Linked DNA regions of Homo sapiens: region 1 is linked to region 2. A link is a loop called in an ENCODE intact Hi-C map of the cell type or tissue named here. Cell type or tissue: gastrocnemius medialis. All regions are shown on one strand. Each heading gives the region's core, and the rest is flanking DNA. Links, peaks and the distances in the headings are about the cores only.

What was found. Peaks named below come from ENCODE experiments on the same cell type or tissue, not always from the same donor. Only the 100,000 strongest peaks of a DNase experiment are listed, where the experiment ranks them.
Region 1: a loop joins it to region 2, with 2.6 times the contacts of the local background. A loop is called at or near these places in 3 of 110 quality-filtered maps.

What each region holds. Positions count from the first base shown.
Region 1 is chr1:154,691,080-154,701,807 of GRCh38, forward strand. It overlaps KCNN3 (potassium calcium-activated channel subfamily N member 3), which reads right to left. Exons shown (of 8, transcript NM_002249.6): 8 at 6,376-10,728. Among named protein-coding and RNA genes, the nearest start is that of ADAR, 88 kb to the left of the region's middle. In gastrocnemius medialis, for the core only: no CTCF peak of the experiment used is centred there; DNase peaks (open chromatin) are centred at 5,562 and 7,562; H3K27ac peaks cover 2,526 bases.
Region 2 is chr1:154,873,817-154,884,306 of GRCh38, forward strand. No RefSeq gene overlaps it. Among named protein-coding and RNA genes, the nearest start is that of KCNN3, 8.8 kb to the left of the region's middle. RefSeq lists enhancers at 3,510-4,095, 4,681-5,265, 5,065-5,114. In gastrocnemius medialis, for the core only: CTCF peaks have their summits at 4,861 (motif pointing left) and 5,061; a DNase peak (open chromatin) is centred at 4,845; H3K27ac peaks cover 1,639 bases.

The sequences.
Region 1 (10,728 bases), core at 1,203-9,202, 180 kb before region 2:
TTTGAAACACAGCATTTTCCTTAATGTTCTGTTTTACATATTTAAATTTTTATGATTTATTCTTTGATTCATAAATTATTTATGTTTCTTAACTTCCAAAGGTATTATTTTAGTTACGATTTTTTGCTTACTGAATTTTATTTATGTATTTATTTTTTTCAAGTTCAGCTTCCACCAGGTATGGTGGTTATTTTGCTTTTTTTTTTTGAAACGAAGTATTGCTCTGTTGCCCAGGTTGGAGTGCAGTGGTGCAATCTTGGTTCACTGCAGCCTCTGCCTCCCAGGTTCAAACGATTCTCCTGCCTCAACCTCCCTAGTAGCTGGGATTACAGGTGGGCACCACCACTCCTGGCTAATTTTTGTATTTTTAGTAGACACAGGGTTTCACCATGTTGGCCAGGCTGGTCTCAAACTCCTGACCTTAAGTGATCCACCTGTCTCAACTTCCCAAAGTGCTGGGATTACAGGTGTGAGCCACTGCGCCCGGCCTGAACTTTGGTATATATTACACTGAAGTCAGAGAATTTTGTTTGTATGGTACCATTCCTTTAAAACGTGTTGAACTTGGCCGGCACGGTGGCCCACACCTGTAATCCCAGCACTTTGGAAGTCCGAGGAGGGGGGATCACGAGGTCAGGAGGTTGAGACCATCCTAGCTAACATGGTGAAACCCTGTCTCCACTAAAAAATACAAAAAATTAGCCGGGCGTGGTGGTGGGCGCCTGTAGTCCCAGCTACTCGGGAGGCTGAGGCAAGAATGGCGTGAACCGGTGAGGCGCAGCTTTCAGTGAGCCGAGATCGCGCCACTGCACTCCAGCCTGGGCGACAGAGCAAGACTCTGTCTCAAAAAAAAAAAAATGTGTTGAACTTGCTTTAGTGTCCATTATGTGGTCAAGTTTCATTAATATTCAATGTACAAGGAAAAAGTGTATCCTACAGATTTGATTATGTCATTCAATTTTTCTATATCTTTTTAGATTTTTATTTTGTCTACTTGATCAACTACTTCCTCAGAAAGATGTATTAAATTTTCCTGCTATGGTTGTAGGTTTGTCTGTTTTGTTGTAGTTCTGTAAATGTTTGCTTTATATATTTTAAGGCCATATTATTAAGTGTATTCTATATACTTTAAATTGTTATCTTTTCTTGGAGAACTCAGTGCTTTTTACATTAAAGCCTCCCCCTACCGCCCAGTATTTATTAGCTATACCCATATTTTTTTGATTAAAATATACTTGAATCTTTTAAAAATTCACACTTTCAATTTTTCTTTATGCTATGCTTTAAATGTGTTTCTTGTAAATAGCATTTATTTGAATAATTTAAAACATTTGGTCTGACAATCTTTTTCTTTTGCCTGGAGTCCATAACTTTCATTGCGATTATCGAAATATTTGGATATATTTATACCATTTTGTTTCATCCTTCCAATTTGTTCTTTTACGTGTTTTCCCATCCTTTCTAACCTTCTTTTGAATTGATTTTTTTTCTCTATTTTTCAAACTCTACTAGTTTGAAAGTTGTAGGCTCTGTTTTAATTATATTATTGATTGTAATTTAAATGGTCAAACTCTGAAGTTATCAATATTTACCTTCCTTCCAAACAATACTACTACGGTCTGAATGTGTCTCCCCAAAAGCATGTGTAGAAACCTAACCCCCAATGCAATAGTGTTGGGAGGTGGGTCTACGGGGATATTTTAGGTTATTATGGCAAAGCTCTCATGACTGGAATAATGCCAACTATTAAAAGAGCTTGAGGCTGCAAGTTCACTCTTGTGCTCTCTCTTGCTCTTCCATCTTCCATCTATGGGATGATGGAGGAAGAAGGCCCTTAAAAGATGCTGACCCCTCAATCTTGGACTTCCTAGTCTCCAGAACTGTGTGCCAATAAATTTTTGTTCATTATAAATTACCCAGTCTCAGGTATTCTGTTATAGCAGCAAAAAATAGATAAAGACATATACTAAGATCTTAGGTCACTTTTATTCCACTCATCACCCCTTCCTGACTGATAGATCATTTTCTGCTTTAGTCTTTTTTTTTTTTTTCCCCCAAACCACATTGGTTCATTTAACAGAATCTCTTGCTGTGGTTCTTTCTTTCTCCATCACTCTGCTAACTTAGTGGTCAAAGTACACTCTAAAGTCAATTTTGACATTCCACATTTTCTTGTTATCCTACTTAATTTTTGTGTTTTAAACTTTTTAAATGTCAGAACTATTGAAATGGCATTTCTCTTTAATTCTCATTCTGGTCACTCCTCTGGGAGATTTGATGTGTGCCCAGGAGGTTGGTTCTTCTCCACCAGGACTCTTTATGTTGGATATGACAGAAAATTCATCTCCAAATGGTTGCAATATAAAGCAAAGTTACTGGTTCAGGTAATTAGGAGATTCAGTGGCTCCAAGGATATTACCAAGGGGGGGTGTTCTCCAACATCAACGACCAATTCTCTGAGTCTCCAGAGAAGAACAGGCGTTCAACAATTCAATTCAATTGTGACACTAACTATCTGGAGTTAGCACGGACCCCGTAGGTGAAGGACTCAAAGTCTGCCCTCCACTTCAGATGCCAGTCACAAGTCCTGGCCTCTCATACTCCTGACTGACTGGCTATAAATTAGGGGTTCTCACAACTCCCTCCTCAGGTTCAACAATTTTCTAGAATGGCTCACAGAACTCAGGAACATGTTTTACTTATGTTTATGGATTTGTTTTAAAGGATATAAATTAATAGCCAGGAGAAGAGGCATATAGGGCAAGACCCAGAAGGGTCCCAGGCACAGAAGCTTCTATCCCATTGAGCTGGGGTATGCCACCCTCTTGGCACATGGATGTGTTCACCAACCTGGAAGTTCTCTAGACTCTTTTGTCTAAGGGTTTTTATGGAGGTTTCATCACATAGGCATGATCAATTTTTTTTTTTTTTTTTTGAGATAGAGCCTCGCTCTGTTGCCCAGGCTAGAGTGCAGTGGTGCGACCTTAGCTCACTGCATCCTTCGCCTCCTGAGTTCAAGCAATTCTTTTGCTTTGGCCTCCTGACTAGCTGGGATTACAGGCATGCACCACCATGCCCGGCTAATTTTTGTAGTTTTAGTAGAGATGGGGTTTCACCATGTTAGCTAGGCTGAAGGTTCCAGGTTTCTAATCAGAGCTTGGTCTTTCTGGTGACCAGCTCCAATTTTGGAGCTATCCAGGAGCCCAGCAAGAGTCACCTCATTATAACAAGAAGTGGGTCCTATCATCCAGGAAATCCCATGGGATTTAGGAGCTCTGTGCCAGGAACAAGGGACAAAGACCCAAAATATATTTCTTATTATGCCACATAATGTCCCCATTTCTCTCCTCTCCCCTCTGCCTTTGGTGGTCTTCATCCTCATGTTCCACATGGTGGCCCTCTGTCAACTCCTCCCTCTCCCCTCATCAAACAAAAGGGTTGCAGCAGCTCCTGATCAAGCAGCACCTCACCCTCCTGGGGTAGAGGGTCTTTTCTGGTTGCTCTGGCTCAAGCCCTGGGCTCTGGGGTTCACTTGCTCCCATTGGCCTGATTTGGGCCCTGTGCCCATCCGTTGGCTAGGGTGATGAGGTACTCTGATTGTCTTAAGCCTGCCATGGCCCACCAGAGGTCTGGAAGTTGTATTAACCCCACCCAAGTGCATAGTTGGGATGGGAGAAGGGCAAATTCACTAAAGAAAACTCTGCATGCTGTTGGCAGAGAATTGGGGAATGGGTGCTCTAGAGATAGTGAATAAATGTCCTCTACAGTTTTCTCACATCTTATTTCCAAGTACAGAACTGAGAATGTCAGTTCCTCTTATTGATGATCTGACCATACTCGTCGAGCATTTTCTCAATTAAACTGCCACCAAACAGGGTCCTATGTTCCCAAATTTGTGAATCAAGTAAACATTGCATTGTTATTATTGAAAAAAGTCTGTAGGAAATCCTAAGGGTAAATTTGTTAAGATTCCCAAATTCTGAAGTTTAGGATGAGTTATGTATCTACCTTCTCATTCCAAGAGGTGGGAGGTGAGGAGGGTGTTCTAAGAAAGGGCAATTGAATCACAGCTTACAGGCACTTACAGAAGACCTGACATTTCCCTTGATGAGTGACTGGGATGTGGGTGCCCCATTACTGTATGCATTCTTTCTTGAGAAGTACTTGATTGCTTTTAAGTGATACCCCAGTGTTTGAAAGTAGGAAGCAGAAGAGGTTTGGAAAAGCGTTTTACCTAGGTGAAGAGGAAATCGCCCTCAGGTATTGCATGCGTGTTTTCCACCTTTGGTTTTCCGGGGGGGAGGAATGCATTTTAAGAGAGGCTATTAAGTGTGACTTGTTCTCAGAAAAAATAAAGTGTAAATTTCAAATTCATGCTACAAGCAGATTAAGTTAATTTTGGCTAATCTTCATGTATTATTTGCAGTGGTGACGGCAATGAAGATTAATAACCTTGACCATCATTAGCATAATCCACTGTAATGCTGGATATAAAATCACATCATTTTAATAATCGAATTTAATGTTTCCTGACCAGTGGGGGTTCTTGTAGCTTTGCAAGTATTAGCTGTAAATTCTTTAAACTAAAGGCAGATAACTTTGAAAATGATCAATGCCTCTGGAATATAAAATGCACTATGAATTATTTTAACCAGTCGCAATATGCATATCTTTGTTTTCTTTGAGATATTGCTAATGCGGTGTATGCATTAGCGGTGTATGCGTGTGTTGAGAAGCAGGGGCTTTTCTTCTTAGCAAACATTTGCAAAATGGATAACCAACTACTTTATGAGGATGAATCAAGAAAGAGCATGGAGAGGCTATGGGCAGGCCTCAATTTACCACATCAGCCCAGAAGGCATTCTCAATGTGGCATGAAAAGGTTCCAGTTTACTTTCTGCCCATAATTCTCCATTTGATTCCAGGCAAATCACTTCTCTTGAATCTCTGTCTCCTATGTGTAAGGCAAGGGCCATGACCTAGATGAATGTCTCTAACAGGCATGGCCTGCCTTCTCATCTGCATCCGCATACAGTGCCAGCACCTTGTTTTTGACAGCCATACAGATGAGCCTTTTCCTGGATGCCAAGTGACATTTCTTTTTCCCTCAGATTGCCCTATTCCCGTTGGTCTGCAGGGGGTGTTCTTACTCAGAGTCTCCTGAATTCTGAATTAGCAGAATTGTCCATTTTGGAAAACTGGGCCCACCTTTGAGTTCTAATGTCTTGTTTTTCCAGCTTCCACAGTTATGCATGATGTAATAATGGATCAAATTTTCTTTATAATAGGAGACAACATTTTATCTAGTGGTTAGATATAGTTTGGAAAAGATCAATGCGTATAACATAGCAGGTTACCCAATTTTTGTGCGTTAGGTTTAGTGAGTTACCTGCTAGCAAGGACAATGTGTTATGTTTAATTTTAACTTTTTTCGTCTAGTGAAAAATGTCAGAATAGCCCTCCCTCAATCTTCACCCAGAGCTAAGGCCAAAGAAAGACATTACACCCAGACAGACTGTGTGCCAGGAGAAAGCAGCAGCCAGCCAGAGAAATACCATGTGAGGGAAGAGTAACCTGGCAGCATTGTTTGCCAATACACGTAGAGCCAGCATGCAGATCAGCACAGTCTCATGGGGCCAGGACTGAAGAGACATGAGGGCAAGATGAAAAGGAATCAAGCTTCGAGTAAATCACCATCTTTATAAAAACCTTGCCCCCTCCTACTCTCTTCTCTTCCCGTCTCCTCACCAACTAGGGGGAGGGGAGAGATCCTGAGGAGGGCTGTGCCAGACTAGGCACCGGTGGCCTCACTTCAGCAAGCTCTGGATCAGTGGTGCTCAACTTGGGGCACCCCTTAGAACGACCTGTGGTGCCTCAGGGACATGCCCAGGTGTCACCCATACTCTGCTTCTGAGTCTCCATGGGTTGAGAAGCCTGGCTTGGGGTTTTCAAAAGCTTCAGAGATGAGTCTACTGAGACCCTCTGCTCAGCTAAATGGAAGGAGTGCTGTGTGGAACTGCCCGATACTTTACTTGAACATAGTTGCAAGTTTGCCGTATCACACATCAGTGTGTCTAGATATTCTCGTTGATGAACAGCCATTCACCTTAGGAGCGGCTCTCACTCTCTCTGGGTGGTTAAAACTGGGTTTGGTATTAAGGCCTTCCATGTGTCTCCATGTTGGGGGGGCCAATCTCCTGAGTCAACACTACCATGAAAACCACGGCAGTTCTGGCCTTGCTTAAAGAAGCAACCTTTTCCAGGGGACGCTGTTTCCGATCTAAATTAAGATTTCCTCTTTTAAAAAATCTTGCTTTCACAACTATACATGTAGGGAAAGAAGAAGATAAAATTAAAGGAAATCAGTCACTTGCATTTTTGGTTTTTTGGTTTTAGTCAGTTCTCTTCTTGTTTTTATTTAATGCCATAATATTATATTAGCATATGCCGTAACATTTAAAAATGCCCATTCTCTCCAGCTTCAGTTCAAGCAGGAGTGGGGAAGGCCATAGACTAAGCCCACCTTCAAGGTCACACTTCCATATTTTGCACAGAGAAGAAAATGCAGTCTCCCATCCAGATCCTCAGACCCACACACCAGCCCACCACTCTCATTCCAGATGCCCTAAGCCTGGGTCTGGACACATGTGGTCAATACACATCCTGGATCTTACAAATCCAATGGTGGCCAGCAGTAGAACTGAAGCCTGTAAGTTTTCATTCACTCCTAAAGTGTGCTGAGAAATCCTAGCCTGTTTTTTCCATTTAATTCCTGTAGATGAGTCATTTGCTCCTCAGTTTTCTATGGCCCAATTTTCCCATTGGAATAATGGGAATAATATGTCATCCACCTTACAGGGTGATGACTAATATATTGGCATTTGAGATCCTTAGATGAAAGGTATTACTGTGTATAAGTATAAAGTACTATTATTTAGTAATCACTGAGTTGGTAAATGTATTCATTCATATGGAGTTTTTGGAGGAAGAGCTTTAAGGAATGACAGCAGTAGAAATGCAGCTAGATATATTTTTGAAAACATTTTTTAGGTCTACCAACTTAGAAAAAGTCCCAGATATTACATACTCCTTCTAAAGCACCTAATTTGCATTTTTATTATTATTATTATTTACCTAGAACTACAGAAAAATTTATGGGAAGGAAAGTAAGGGTACAGGGTTTTCAACTTGGGGAAATTCATTTCCCATCCCCTGGCTGCCAAGCCTTCCTACTCACAATTCCACAAATGTGCCTGCAGCTGTGAGGACAGCTGGAGAGATCTGTTGTCTTTCTGGTCACCTCTGACATTTTGCAGTGTCTCTTCTGATTGACACTGTATACAGGGCATGACCTCTCTGACTTGGCCCTGCCTATTATGAAAGTGTCACCATGGGGGCAGGGAGCTAGAGAGATTTAGTTGGTTTAAAGAAGTATAATGTGTCCTTGAGCTTTGAGCACAGCAATGGAAACCTGGCGACTCTTCCTGGAGCTCTAGGGACTTCTAACCAGAGCAAGTTGGTTCATTACAAGCTGTCACACCACAGAAAGAGAAGACCTTTGGCTAAGGTAGAGAAAGGCTGACTCATACAGGCAGTTGTATAACTGTAGACAGGCAGGGCCCATGGAGCTGTGGAGAGTTCACTGGGACTCCTCTGCCTTCTAAGACACAGGTTCCCACCTGCTTCAGGGAGAGAGACTTCCCACTAGTCCACCTTCTGTGTGTGTTACCAAAAGGAAGCCATATTTGGAGCTGGTCTAAGCTCCAGCCCCTGCAATTTCATTTGCCTTTCCTTAGTAAGGAACACAGTAACAACGCGAACAAAACCACACAGAGCATGTGAAGACCGGGCCCTTCTGATGCTGATGTGTGGAGAAAACTGGGCACTAGACTGAACAAATTTTTAGCTATTGCCTTATGGGAACCACAGAAATGGATTGAAATAAAACTTACAAAATCACTTTAACCACTCTTATTTATGCATTACCACCAAGGGAAAACAAAGTCACTGAAACAGAAAAATGTTTTCCAAAGGAAAAATGTTTCCTCTTTGGTGACCTGAGAAAGTTTACCGTAACTCCATTCAAAACCTTCAGGCACTTGACTTTTTTTTTTTTTTTTAATATCCTTTACCTTTTTAATAAAAAGTAAAAAACAAACAAAAAATACATCAATGTTCCGAATAGAACCTCTCTATGTAAAGGTCTCACTAAACAAATAAACATAGGACCAGACAAAAGAAATGGAGCTGTGAATAGCAATATGATATATTATGAAGCATTTATATATGTATGTATATATTATATATGAATGTGCGGGTATATGTGTGTGCACCTATGTATGTATAAATCTGTAAATATTTGCCTACATACACGTCACACACACACATACATATTTATACTGACCTCTTTAGATTGAAGTCCAAGGCACTTTTTACAATGAACAGGTTAAAGCCATTAATTTAGAACATAACTGTTTCTGGGTACATATCGAGTTATGGCGCCAATATCAGAATTCACGTCTTTCCTTGCCCACCTTGGAGTGTTTCTTGTTGGTGCAATGAGTAAGAGAATTGGCTTTCAAGGAGATTAGCAATGTTTCTAGATGGTTAAACTAACTTCTCTTGCTATTTTCCTCTAGGGGAGGGGAGTTCTTACTGGTGAGATGCTGAGTTCCTCAAGGGAAGAACACAAGGATCGAGAAACACAACAATTTCTGTACTATGCTAAGCAGAGACTCCTGTAGCCTTCCAGAGGACCTGCCCTGAGGTTCCACCTGATATTCTGATGGCTTTGCTAGTCTGGTCTAAAAAAAAAAAGACTAAAACTTAAAAATGGGGGCTTTGAGGTGGCTCAAGGATATGGAGTGCTATTTAGGTAAGACCGGAAAAAGACTATCTCTTATTGACTTTATTATGTTTGATGTAGACCATCCAAGTTATATAACCTCAAGTGGAATTTAAAGATGCATTTTTTTAATCCTTATGATCATTCAGGACCTTCACATCTTCAAATAATTCTGTAAATGAGACTCAAGGAAGAGATAGCTTCATTCTCTAATTATTAACGAGGTTAGTTATCACTACGGTGAGGTGAGGCCAGTGCTTATCAATATTTCTGGTGCATACAGGTCACCTGGGGATTTGTTAAAAGGCCAATTCTGATGAAGAAGGTTTGATGTGGGGCCTGAGATTCTGCATTTCTAACAAGCTTACAGATGATGCTAACGCTGCTGGTCTGTGGACCACACTTTGAGTAGCAAGGGTTAGCATATAGCCATGGACTTGAATTACTGTCAAGAGGTCTGCTTTCCCCAAATGATGAATTTGCATTTGTTTCCTTGATTCTAGATGGAATACAACTTTGAGGGGAAAGGTCAGAATATATTTGCTCTTTATAAATGTAAGTCTTGGTCTGAGCAGTGTTAGAAGGAAAAACCAAAAGAAAAAAGCACTTACTGGGCCAGGCACAGTGGCTCACTTTGGGAGGCCCAGGCAGGTGGATCACGAGGTCAGGAGATCGAGACCATCCTGGTTAACATGATGAAACCCTGTCTCTACTAAAAATACAAAAAAATTAGCTGGTCGTGGTGGCACGCACCTGTAATCCCAGCTACTCGGGAGGCTGAGGCAGGAGAATTGCATGAACCCAGGAGGCAGAGCTTGCAGTGAGCTGAGATGGCGCCACTGCACTCCAGCCTGGGCGACAGAGTGAGACTCCATCTCAAAATAATAATAATAATAATTTTAAAAAAGAAAAAATCATTTAGTAGCAAAAAAAAGTGAAGAAATAAATCAATTACCACCAATACATTCATCAGTCAATTGTAAAATTGAAAATAAGCCAATTTCCATTATCCGGTGAGTAAGTAACCTGATAAAAACAAGTGCCCTGGAGTTCAGATGGCTTTAGTGGAGCTCGGCCTAACATATAACTGAGGAGTAATACAGGCACTGAGAGAATTTAGCTCCATAACAAGAAAACTTGTGTACAAGTTAGGGCTCAGCTACACAAACAGACTGAAAACGGGCATTTAGACATTTCTCTTTCAAACAGCATGAATACCTAATGTCAGTGAGCCCCATGACTTATATACCTTTAAGCTCATATAAATTGAAATTTGAAGGATTCCAGCCTTTTCCCAGGAGAAAACTTGTTGTTTTGCACTATCTGTAAATCTATGTGAATTTTCAGGGCTTGGGAAGGGAAGAGACACATAGGCTCAGTTAATCTGCCCCGATGCAACCTGGTTTGCACCTGTACAATATTGCACCAAAGCAACAACAGCAAGTGAGGGTCCCAGGTGAGAAGAGGCTCACTGATTCTAGAAAATCTTTATTCTGTAACCGAACACATCCTGTTTTCATCTAGAAGTAGTGCCTTAGCCATATGAAGGAGGGAACTGAGAACTTCTACATGTATGTCTCAGCTGCTCTGTAGAGAAAGAGGGGTGTAGATTCCATGAGTTGCTTAATTTTGCTATAAAGGACAATATCTCAACGGGAACCCTTTATTTCCTCCCAGCTAGAGGAAGCTAGCAGAAAAGGCAGCCCGGCTCTTTGCTGGCTCTGGCTGTTCATGTCCTGCCGGCTCCTCCCATCACTCCCTTAGGAGCTGGGCTCCATGTCCTTGATAAACATGTGGGAACCTTGCTCCCTCAAGGGTATTGCCAATTTAGAAAAGCACATCTGCACACTGGACTCTTGTTGGGCCTTGTGTAGTTTGGAAAG
Region 2 (10,490 bases), core at 1-8,000:
CCCAGGCCTGTCCAACCTTTTGACAAACCCTCGCCATATGTCCTGAAACCCAAATTTAAAGGATTCATTCTTACTGGTGTTTATTAAACATTACCATGTGACTCACACACCCAACCCTCAGGAACTTAAAGTCTCACTGTAGAGACAAGTTATACTTACATGGGGTGACAAAAAACAGCAATGCAGATCCCAAAGTGTGGGCGAGACAGTAGAGTTCATTGAAGGCAGAGGGTTGTCAAGGGTGGCTTCCTGGAGGTGGTGGGACTTAAGCCACACCTTAAGGAATGGGGAGCAACTCCTTATGCTGCCCTAAGATGACAGGCTGACAAATTAGGCCTCTTTAGTCTGCAAACGGGGGTGTGGAGGAGCTTCTTACCTCAGAGAGACAGGAAGAGCAGACAAGGAAAGTAGGGGTGGCCTTTGGCCATACTGGCTCCACATCAAGTGTACTGGCACTCGGTTTCTGCCCTCCTTTCCAGGCTCATTCCTCACCACCTTCCTCCTTAAGCCCCAGCATCACCGACCTATTGTAGCTCTCCCGTAAGTCATGCTATTTCACATCTCCATGCCCTCTGCCTGGCATGCCCTTCCCCCAGATTTCCATCTAACACATTTCTCTTTGCCTTTCAAGACATGGCTCAAAGGTCTTCTTTCTGAGAAGCTTCCCCTGAACTCCCCAAACCCAAATCAGGAGCTCCTTCTGTATTTTCAGTGCCCTGTGCTAACAGGGCCTCTACGGAGCAACACAGCTGTTATCTCCATATGTGTCCTTTGCCCATAGACCATGACCTCCTTGAGGGCAGGGATGATGTCTTCTTCACAGCTGTACTGCAGCTCTTCCGAAGAGCCGCTTACAATAGATGCTTAGTAAAGATTAATCGAACTGACTAAACTTGAAACCTGGATGAGGTCATTTGAAGGCAAGTAAGGGAAAGTCACAGTACTTTTCACAACAAATCATAAACACAATTTCCTCATCCGTAAAATAGTGAGATAAAAAAGATGATTTCTAAGATCACTCAGCTTTAAAATTCCATAATCTATTGTCTGTAGACCTTGTTATCCCCAAAAGGTAGAACTAACTGAAAATAGGTTTAAGAAAAGTAGTGGTTCATGGTTTATATGGCTGTCTTTCCCACAGGCTGTGACCTGCATAAAAGGGCTCTAAATTTTTTCAGTATCCCCAACACTGATCACGGTGCCTGGCTATGAATTACTCATTAAAGATTTATTGGTCGGACCTGGTGGCTCACGCCTGTAATCCCAGCACTTTGGGAGGCCGATCACAAGGTCAAGAGTTCAAGACCAGCCTGGCCAACATGGTGAAACCCCGTCTCTACTAAAAAAAAACATACAAAAATTAGCTGGGCGTGGTGGCGAGCGCCTGTAATCCCAGCTACTCAGGAGGCTGAGGCAGGAGAATTGCTTGAACCCAGGAGGCGGAGGTTGCAATGAGCCAAGACCATACCACTGCACTCCAGCCTAGGCAACAGAGCAAGACTCCATCACAAAAAAAAAAAAAGATTTATTAGACAGATGGATAGTAGGATGGATGGACAGATGGACGTGTGGATGGGTGGATAGGTGGGTGGATGGATGGATGGATGAACGGACGGATGAATGGGAGGATAGATGGGTGGATGTATGGATGTATGGATGATGGATGGATGGATGGAGGGAGTTTAGACACAAATGACAGATAATGGCAGGTTTTCTAGAAAAGCCAGTGGTGTTGGAGGGATACCCTTAACCTGGTAAGGATAGGGTCATAAAGATTAACCACCCCCTTTCTCAGACTCTGAATGGTTGGACAGCTTTAGGCTGAACAGCTCATTAGCCCATGTGGGTTCAGTCATTACTGTGTTCTTATCTAGGAGCTTCATTACTGGATTAATTAATGCTCCAATAATAAAAACAAATCCTGTGTTTGCAGAGCACTTTATAGTTTTCCAACTGCTTTTATGTAAAATATTTCATTTGCAACTCTTGGCAGCCCTGGAAGGCTGGCTGGGGAGGTTCTATTGCCTCATCGTTGCCACTCTTACTCCCATGAACTAGAGTTTAGAAAGGTTTCAGTAGTTTGCTCAAGGTCACCAGTTAGGCATGGATTTGAACCTGGGTCTGTCTGTGCTCTTTCCCATCCATTCTGCCTGGAAAGCCCTTCCAGCCCACCTCTTGCTCTGTGTCCTGTCCTGTGAGAATTTAGGGAGCAGCACAAGTGCCACCCCTGCCCAGAGCTTTCCCTGACCTCCCCTCCTCTCCTCCCTCAATTTGACATTATCTCCCTCTTCCGAATTCCCTTGGCACTTTATTGTATCTCTCTGGGGACACTGTTCACCTCTTGCTTTGTACTGGTGTTGTCTATAGATATATGTCTTCTCTCCCCTGATTTTATCATATATATATACAGAGAGAGAGAGAGAGAATCTGTTGCCCAGGCTGGAGTGCAGTGACGCGATCTCAGTCTTGGCTCACTGCAACCTCCGCCTCCCAGGTTCAAGCGATTCTCATGCCTCAGCCTCCCGGGCAGCTGGGATTGCAGGCGCCCGCCACCACGCCTGGCTAATTTCCCTGATTTTAATTGACACCATAAGCTCCTTGGTGACAGGAGCTTATGGTATAAATTGGAAAACACACACACACACAAAACACTGCACTTCACGCTGCACCCAAATTGTGTGTTGAATACATAAGCAGGTAAGAGGGTGAGTGAGTTTAGCCTGACTGAGAGTTTGGGCACTTTGACCCAGGACACATTACTTGCCCCTTACTTGCCCGGCTGGCCACCAGGAATGCCAACTGGTAAGTGTAGGCCTTCTGTCCACACTTCTTTCCTGAGAGTCCCTGGATGTCTAGACCCTGGGTGAAGCCTCTTATAATGAATGCCCACCTAACCCCTGCCCCTGCAAGCCATGATCTGAGGAGCAAGGTAGGACTACAGCATGTCACCTGTCCCCTGGCCACGCACCAACAACTCTCAGCCACCTATGGGTGCCAAGGAGTCTTCAGCTTCACACAGGCTCCTCCCCATACTCTGCTTTGCTAAAGAAAAACTGGAGCTCTTTTGCATCATCTGAGTGTCAAGGTAAAGGGGACATACGGCCTGACTCCCTACACTTGGAGCATTTACTGAGGGCCAACTGTGGGCATTCATGGTTCCAACACGCCAGGGAGTAAAGTTAGTATGCCCATTCTATAGATGAAGAAACTGAGTCAAATTTCAGAGAAGGTTAACTGGCCTGCTCTTGTTCACAGTGGGAGGGGAGAGTCCAAGCCATGAGCCACACAGGTCTATGCGCTCTGAGAGGTCACAACCTCTCCACTCAGCCTCTGCTACTGAACTTCATTGCTTTCCAGAGAAAGTATCCCTCCTGCCCACCACTCCCACCCAGGTCCTCCATGAAACCCCCTCTAACAACAGGAGTGGGAAAAGGTTTCAAAAGAGCAGCTCCATGGAGATCTGTCTGGACAAAGGTTGGTGATTCTGCTTCTAAAACTCTGCAGAGGCCAGGATGGCCCTAACATGGAGAGAAGACAGTGGAGTGGCCAGGCCAGGCCAGGCACCAGAGCAGTCTTGGGCTGGGAATCGGTCCATCTGATTCCGAGTTGCCATTTTCCTGCCAGGGACCATGACGAGCAAGGTGCGCCCCTCTGAGCCTGTGAAACTGGGATCGTTCACACCTCCTGCACAGTTGTCTTGTGAAAACTGAGATACATTTTAAAATGTGTCTCCTGACCCCTTCTCTGAGGCTTTGGTGTAGGAACTTGTTGTTCTAACCAGATGAGTCAGTCCGGATGGGAACGTTTATTTACTTGAGGGAGTCAAAGGTCGAATGGAAGGTGCTGATACCGTGTCTGGAAAGAAGGCATGGGAAATGGGCACAGGTTGCCAACATTCTGTCACCAAGATGCCTGCCGGGCTCACAGGGAGCCAGTGGAGGTGCATACTTTGCACACGGTGAAGTGCTGCCGACGTGCACTGGCCAGTACAAGAGAGGGGTCTGTGCAGACCCCTGACTGACAAGGGCTCAGCATGGAAGCCTCGGCCCCAGAGTCTGGGTAGGTCCACTGTCTGCATGGGGCCGACTCGGTAGAGAGAGCCATCACTTGCCATCCTGGGTGCGTGTGTCCTGCCCAGCCCCACACTGTGGTGTAGGTGATGACACCCACCCCCACTGGAGACTTGGCTCCACAGGGTGGGATTTGCGTCTATTTTATTCACTGCTATAACCCCAGTGCCCAAAACAGGGCCTGTCATAGAGCATGTTCTCAATTCAGATTTGCTGAATAAATCAGCTTCCTGGCCCCAGTCTCAAACGACTCACAGAAAATAAAAACTCTAACAGTTTCCGGGGAGAGGGGAGAGATACCATTAGGAGATATACCTAATGCTAAATGACGAATTAATGGGTGCAGCACACCAACATGGCACATGTATACATATGTAACAAACCTGCACGTTGTACACATGTACCCTAAAACTTAAAGTATAATAATAATTTAAAAAAAAAAAAACTCTAACAGTTTCCCAAATGCAGAACAGGCACCTGAGCAGCAGCCCAAGGGAGGGCCCAGACCGGAGCAGCCATGGATTCCTAGCAGGGAAGAAGGCGGCCAGTGTCTCGTGGGCCTGGATGGATGTCTCTCCCACAGGGAGGGCAGTGAGGGACGAGCAGGGCCGGCTGGCAGTTGAGGCCACAGCCCCCTGAGCCAGCCCCTCCCTGGACCCCAGGTGGCCAGTAGCAGATCCCCGCCCCGCCCTGGCTCTGAGATTGCGGTCCGAGCTGGTCAGTGCTCACCCATGGGGATGGGGGCAGAGCAACCTGTGGCGGGTTTGTGAGGAGTGTGGCGGCCTCTGCTGGTGGCGTATGCACATAGCTTCGCACTCCAGGCACCTTGGGAGATGCGAGGGAGCCCCCAGACAGCATCTGAACCCCGGCCTCAGCTTTCTGCTTCCTTCCATGGAGGCCCAGGGACTGGATCTGGTGCCAGAATCAACTTCTGTGAATATTTTGCAAAAGTCGCTCTTATTTCCCAGGCTTCCTTGGGTTTTTTCACCATTGGGGAAGAAGAAACCATCTGTTGTCTGTCCCGGGTGAGGGCACCATAAAGCCTTTGAATGAGAGGGCTGGACAGGATGCCAGAGGCGCCTCCAGGCCCACCACCCTATTAGCAAGAGAAGACCTCCGGAGATGGGAGGGGACTTGCCTGTACTCATTCGTGAGTCAGGCACAAAGCCGGGACTCGAGCCCGGCCTCCGCGATGGTCCCCTTCAACTGGTCCATCATCTCTCGGTTGCTATGGGGCATCCACCAACACAGCTCCACTCCCGGTTGCTGCTGTGAAACGAGGGAAGAAGCCCCCTCTCCCCTCAGCACAGCCACCAGGCACAGTCAGGAGCTGCAACCTGGGTGCCCAGCCCTCTGACAGGAATCCTGCAGAAGGCCAGGCCCCTCTCCTGCCTCCCGCCCTTGTTTTGCCTCCCTTCGCTCCTGGGAAAGGTGGCAGCCGGAGGGTTGCTATGGACACCGCAGTCGGGCTCTCCCTCCGCAGTAATAATCCGAAGATGCCCTCCCTGCTGGAGTCCAAGTCTCTAATTGCCGAGCCTCAGAGGCAGTGATGCTGCCGCACAGGAAGTACTGGGCAGCTGGAGAACCCAAGGATTAGATGGGCTGAGAAGGGAAAGAGAGAGTGACAAGATGGAAATCACCTGAAATTGGAAGCAACAAGCTTGACCTATGTAGGTAGATTGACAAAACCAATGTCGATTTAGCCAGAATTAGAAAAGCAATAGCGTCTTAACAGGCCCCCCATCAAATCGGACACCTAATCACTGTGGCCAGCGTCTCTCAGGTGGGATGCTGAGTGGAAAAGGAGGGAGAGGAGAGGCGCCACAGCTGTGTACATGGGCAGTGACTGCAGGAAAGACCTTGACAGCCATTTTGCTCTAATTTGAGAACCACAGGTCCAGGACTTTTCTGAGCTGGATTCCTGGCCACTCTGCTGCCTTGAGGCAGAAGCACCCTGGCTCCCCACTGCCACACAGGCCCCCTTGTTTGTCCCGACTGGGAAACCAGATCATTATCACCACTGCTAGTCTCCCCACCATGAAAACAGAGCATGCTCCTTACCAGGGTCTCTGCCATGAGACCAGGGCATACCACCTCCATGAGCAGCCTCTCCAGGGGATCAGGACACTGTCACTGCTGTTCTGTCCCCACCATTAGACCAGAACTTTTCCTTCACTGTTGGGCTCCCCACCTTGAAATCAGAGCATTGTCACCTCTATTCATGTGACACCCCACCTACCCACCTACACATCAGACCAAGTCACCAAGGCCACAAGACTTTACACAGCCACAGACATAGGTCCAATGTGGAGCATCCAAACCAAAGATCACATGCTACTGGGCAGAGCAAAGTTGGTCTCACCTCCAGAGCCCGCAGGGCCACACAAACCTTTATAGAGAGGGCACAGAGGGAAGTGCGCTAGGCCCTGCAATTCACCCCACATGTCTGTGGCCACTGGGTTTGCCTTCTGGAGGCTGTGCTTGTCTCACGCAGACCCTAACGCCTGGTGACATTGGGGCATAGCCATGAGGAGGACAAAGTTAGATTTGCTCCACCCTGACCACCAGCAGAGAATCCCCCCTGCCACGTGCATCAACCCTGGAGGAAATGTGAATGAACTAGGGAAGCCCACCTCCATCCCAGAGATCCTTGGGATAGATATAGACACACACACACACGTATATATAGACACACATACATACACATACATATAGATACCTACACACACGTATATGTGTATATCCATGTGGACACATATATATATATTTATACATAAAGAGAAAGGGAGAGATGGAGGGCAGGATGGAAGGCTTCTCTAAATCCTTCAATCTACCACTGTCTCTCTCAGTGAGGCAGTTTTTATCATCCCAATTTACAAAGAAAAACTGACCCAGAGAGGCCTAGGGACTTGCCCAGGATGAAATAACTGAGTTTCAGATTCCAAGGCCCAGCACCCTCGTCTTGGCTCTCTTCCCATCTGGTGTTTGAAAGTCACGCCTCAGAATGGGAATGGATGAGGCTGCACATCTGAGAGAGAATGGATGCCAAATAGAAGCCATTATTCTAACCAGGGAGCTTTTTCCTACAATTTAAGAAACCTCGCCTCCTCTGATTATTTCCGAAATTGTGTTCCCAGGGCCGATTTTATGACAGAGTGCTGCTGTGGCAATCCCTGTGGCCCAACACAGGAACTCCTGGGAGACCTGGCGAGTGCTAATCCTCCTTTCTTAGCACACTATCTTCTCCTCCGGCAAACCCAGTGATTAAGCCTCCTGGTAGCCCCAGGAACTGGCACATGTGAGCCTCAGAGAGTAAGAAAGGCCAGTGGCTTCCTACTTACTTCTTGCTACTTCCATTATAGAAGCTTCTGAGCCCACCAGGAGGGCTAGAGAAGGAAAAGGAAAAAGGGTGGGAGCCCGCCCTCGCAGCCCCTAACATCTTACTACCGCAGTTCCTAGCAGTGTGAGCTTTAACTGTGATCAGCAGGGCGCACACTTCTGCATCTCCTGACTAGGGCCAAGTAAGCTGTCAACTCCCCCTTGCCCAATGGAGAAGTTTTGGGTCATCCAGTGTCCTCAGACCCAAGGATCTCAGCTGATCGAACGAGCTTCTGGCCGTAGAGAGAAAGGACAAGATAGCAAGAAATCCTGAGAGACCTGAACCCTGGGTCTGAGACTGCAGGAAGTTGATTTGTGTAGTACTGGTACCAAGGCAGAAATTGTCCAGAAGAACAGATTGCCAGAGACAAGCAGGCAGCCAGTATCTCCTACTCCAGATTAGACAAGTTCTAGCTGAAAAGATCTGCTCTCCCTGTGAAGTGTAGTTGTGAAGAGGTTGGCATGGTGCTAGGCAGGTGCCTGATGAAGGTTCATTTCCTTCTCTCCTCACTTTTCATCCCTCTCATATGAAGGGGTTTCACGGACCGAGAAGGGGTCTTGGATCAGAACTCTAAAAGCTTTAAATTCGAGGAATACAATTAACCTTAGTCCAGCCATTGCTCAGGAAAGGGAGAGGGAGGCACCCTGGTTTCCAGGAATGTGTGGCATGTAGGAAGGAGCTCTGGGCTCACGTGAAGTTAGCTGCGCCCTGGCTGGCCTGGGCAGGGCCCATCTGAGGACAGGAGCCCAGTGTCTCTGGTGCTCACTATCACCTGCAGGATCCTGCGCCTTCTTGTCTTTGACCTCCTGAAGAGCTTGGAGGGATTAAAGTCAAACTAACCTAAGGGATGGACAGAACCCACTCCAAGGCCAAGCCCAGTGGTATAGCTTCCAGGCTGTTCTTGGCTGGGGAGGTGGTGTTCAGCCCCCTGGCTTCTCCTGTCACCCCAGACTTGGCGGTTTTGAAGTGGATAAGCAGCTTTGCCAAGTGATCCACCAGAAGAGAGAGAAGAAACGTGCGTGCATGTGGCATTTTGTCAGCTGCACCAGAAAAGTGATGATGGGGGAGGCGGTGGAAGTCAGTGACTCAAAGCAGGTTCGGGGATTATCTGCTGTTTTCAATTATCCACATTCTTCATCACCATGGAGAATTGAGAATTGGGTGTATTTGCCTCCCCCTCAACACTGGTGCTGGCATTAGAGACGTGATTTGTACTTGGAGCAACTGTGGGTAAAGGACTTAGAATGGTCTCTGTGTAAAATTTCCCCAGCACTGAAATGTCATTAAATAGCTCTCCGTACCTGGCACCTCTTGGTCCCATTAAAAGTAACTGGAAGAGGCCTGTTGTGGCGGTTCATGCCTGTAATCCCAGCACTTTGGGAGGCCAAGGCAGGTGGATCACCTGAGGTCAGGACTTCCAGACCAGCCTGGCCAACGTGGTAAAACCCCATCTCTACTAAAAATACAAAAATTAGCCGGGCATGGTGGTAGGCGCCTGTAATCCCAGCTACTCAGGAGGCTGAGGCAGGAGAACTGCTTGAACCTGTGAGGTGGAATTTGCAGTGAGCCGAGATCATGCCACTGCACTCCAGCCTGGGCGACAGAGTGAGACTCTGTCTCAAAAAATAATAATAATAATAACTGGAAGATAAGCATACCTGAAGAGAAGAGAGCTGATGATTATTGAGCATCTGTGATGCACTCAATACTCATTTTGAGCCAAGGAAACTTCAGCTCAGAGAGGTTTTCTTGCCCATGGTTTGTCATAGCATGGAACGACAAACTGCTCCAAGGCAGGGCCTTCGATCCCAAGGCTTGTCCCCACCCTACCCTTCTCTCAGTGAGCTCAGACCTCTCTCAGAAGACATGGGGGCCCATCTTGGACCTCTGTGGTCCTGTCTGTGTCTACTAATATGCTTTCAATTGCCAGTCAAAAAAAAAAAAAAACCTCAAGAGAGTTTAAAAACAAGGAAATTTGTTATTTCACACACTAAAAACTCAAGAGGTAGAACAGTCCCGGGGTCATTAACTTGGCAGCACATGTCACCATGAGCACTGGCTCTTCCTGACTTTCTGCTCTGCCATCCTCAGCAGGTTGATCACAAGGTAGCCAGGGCACACTGAGGCATCCCATTGCCAACCTTCAAGTGCAACAGCAATGAAGGGAAGCCCCCTGCTGTGGATCTCTTTAATAATGAGAACATTTGTCCCAGAAGTCCCTAGACTTTCCTTTGCATCTCACTGGTCAAAGAATGGGTTAGGCTGGGGCATGGTGCCTCATGCCTGTAATCCCAGCATTTTGGAAGGCCAAGGCGGGCAGATTGCCTGAGGTCAGGAGTTCGAGACCAGCATGGCCAACATGTTGAAACCCCGTCTCTACTAAAAATACAAAAATTAGCTGGGTATGGTGGTGGGCACCTGTAATCCCAGCTACTCTCGGGAGGCTGAGGGAGGAGAACCACTTGAACCCAGGAGGCGGAGTTTGCAGTGAGCTGAGATCGCACCACTGCACTCCAGCCTGGGTGACAGAGCAAGACTCAGTCTCAAAAAAAATAAAAATGAAAAAGGGGGGGTTAAATGCTCAGACCTAAACCAACCACCAAGAAAAGGAAGGAGGAGTACCATCTTGGCTAGACTGGGGCCTGACTTCCTCTGAAGCAGATGGTAACCAGAGGAGTGTGGGCACACGGGGGGCTTAAGGCAGAAGTGGGGGTGCCATTGGCTCCTGGACAGAAGGCACTGCATGGCCACATCCGCCAATCCAGCCAGAGGTCTGAATGCTCCTACTTGTAGGGGTTCTTGTCCCCGGGGCAGCTCCCAGTGTGGACTCTGAGGACATGTGCCAGCTCCGTGTCCTTGTGGCTTAGATAAGAAGGGGTGAGGCACCGGCTCATACCAAAATGGGAACCTGCTGGCCTTATTGTGAGCTTATCTAGAGGACACACACGACCGACTTCATTAGAAAAATTGGGGGAAAAATCTTATTAAAGATTTGTTCTATCACATACCAGGGAAGCAAAGCCTTTCATGAAACCTAATGG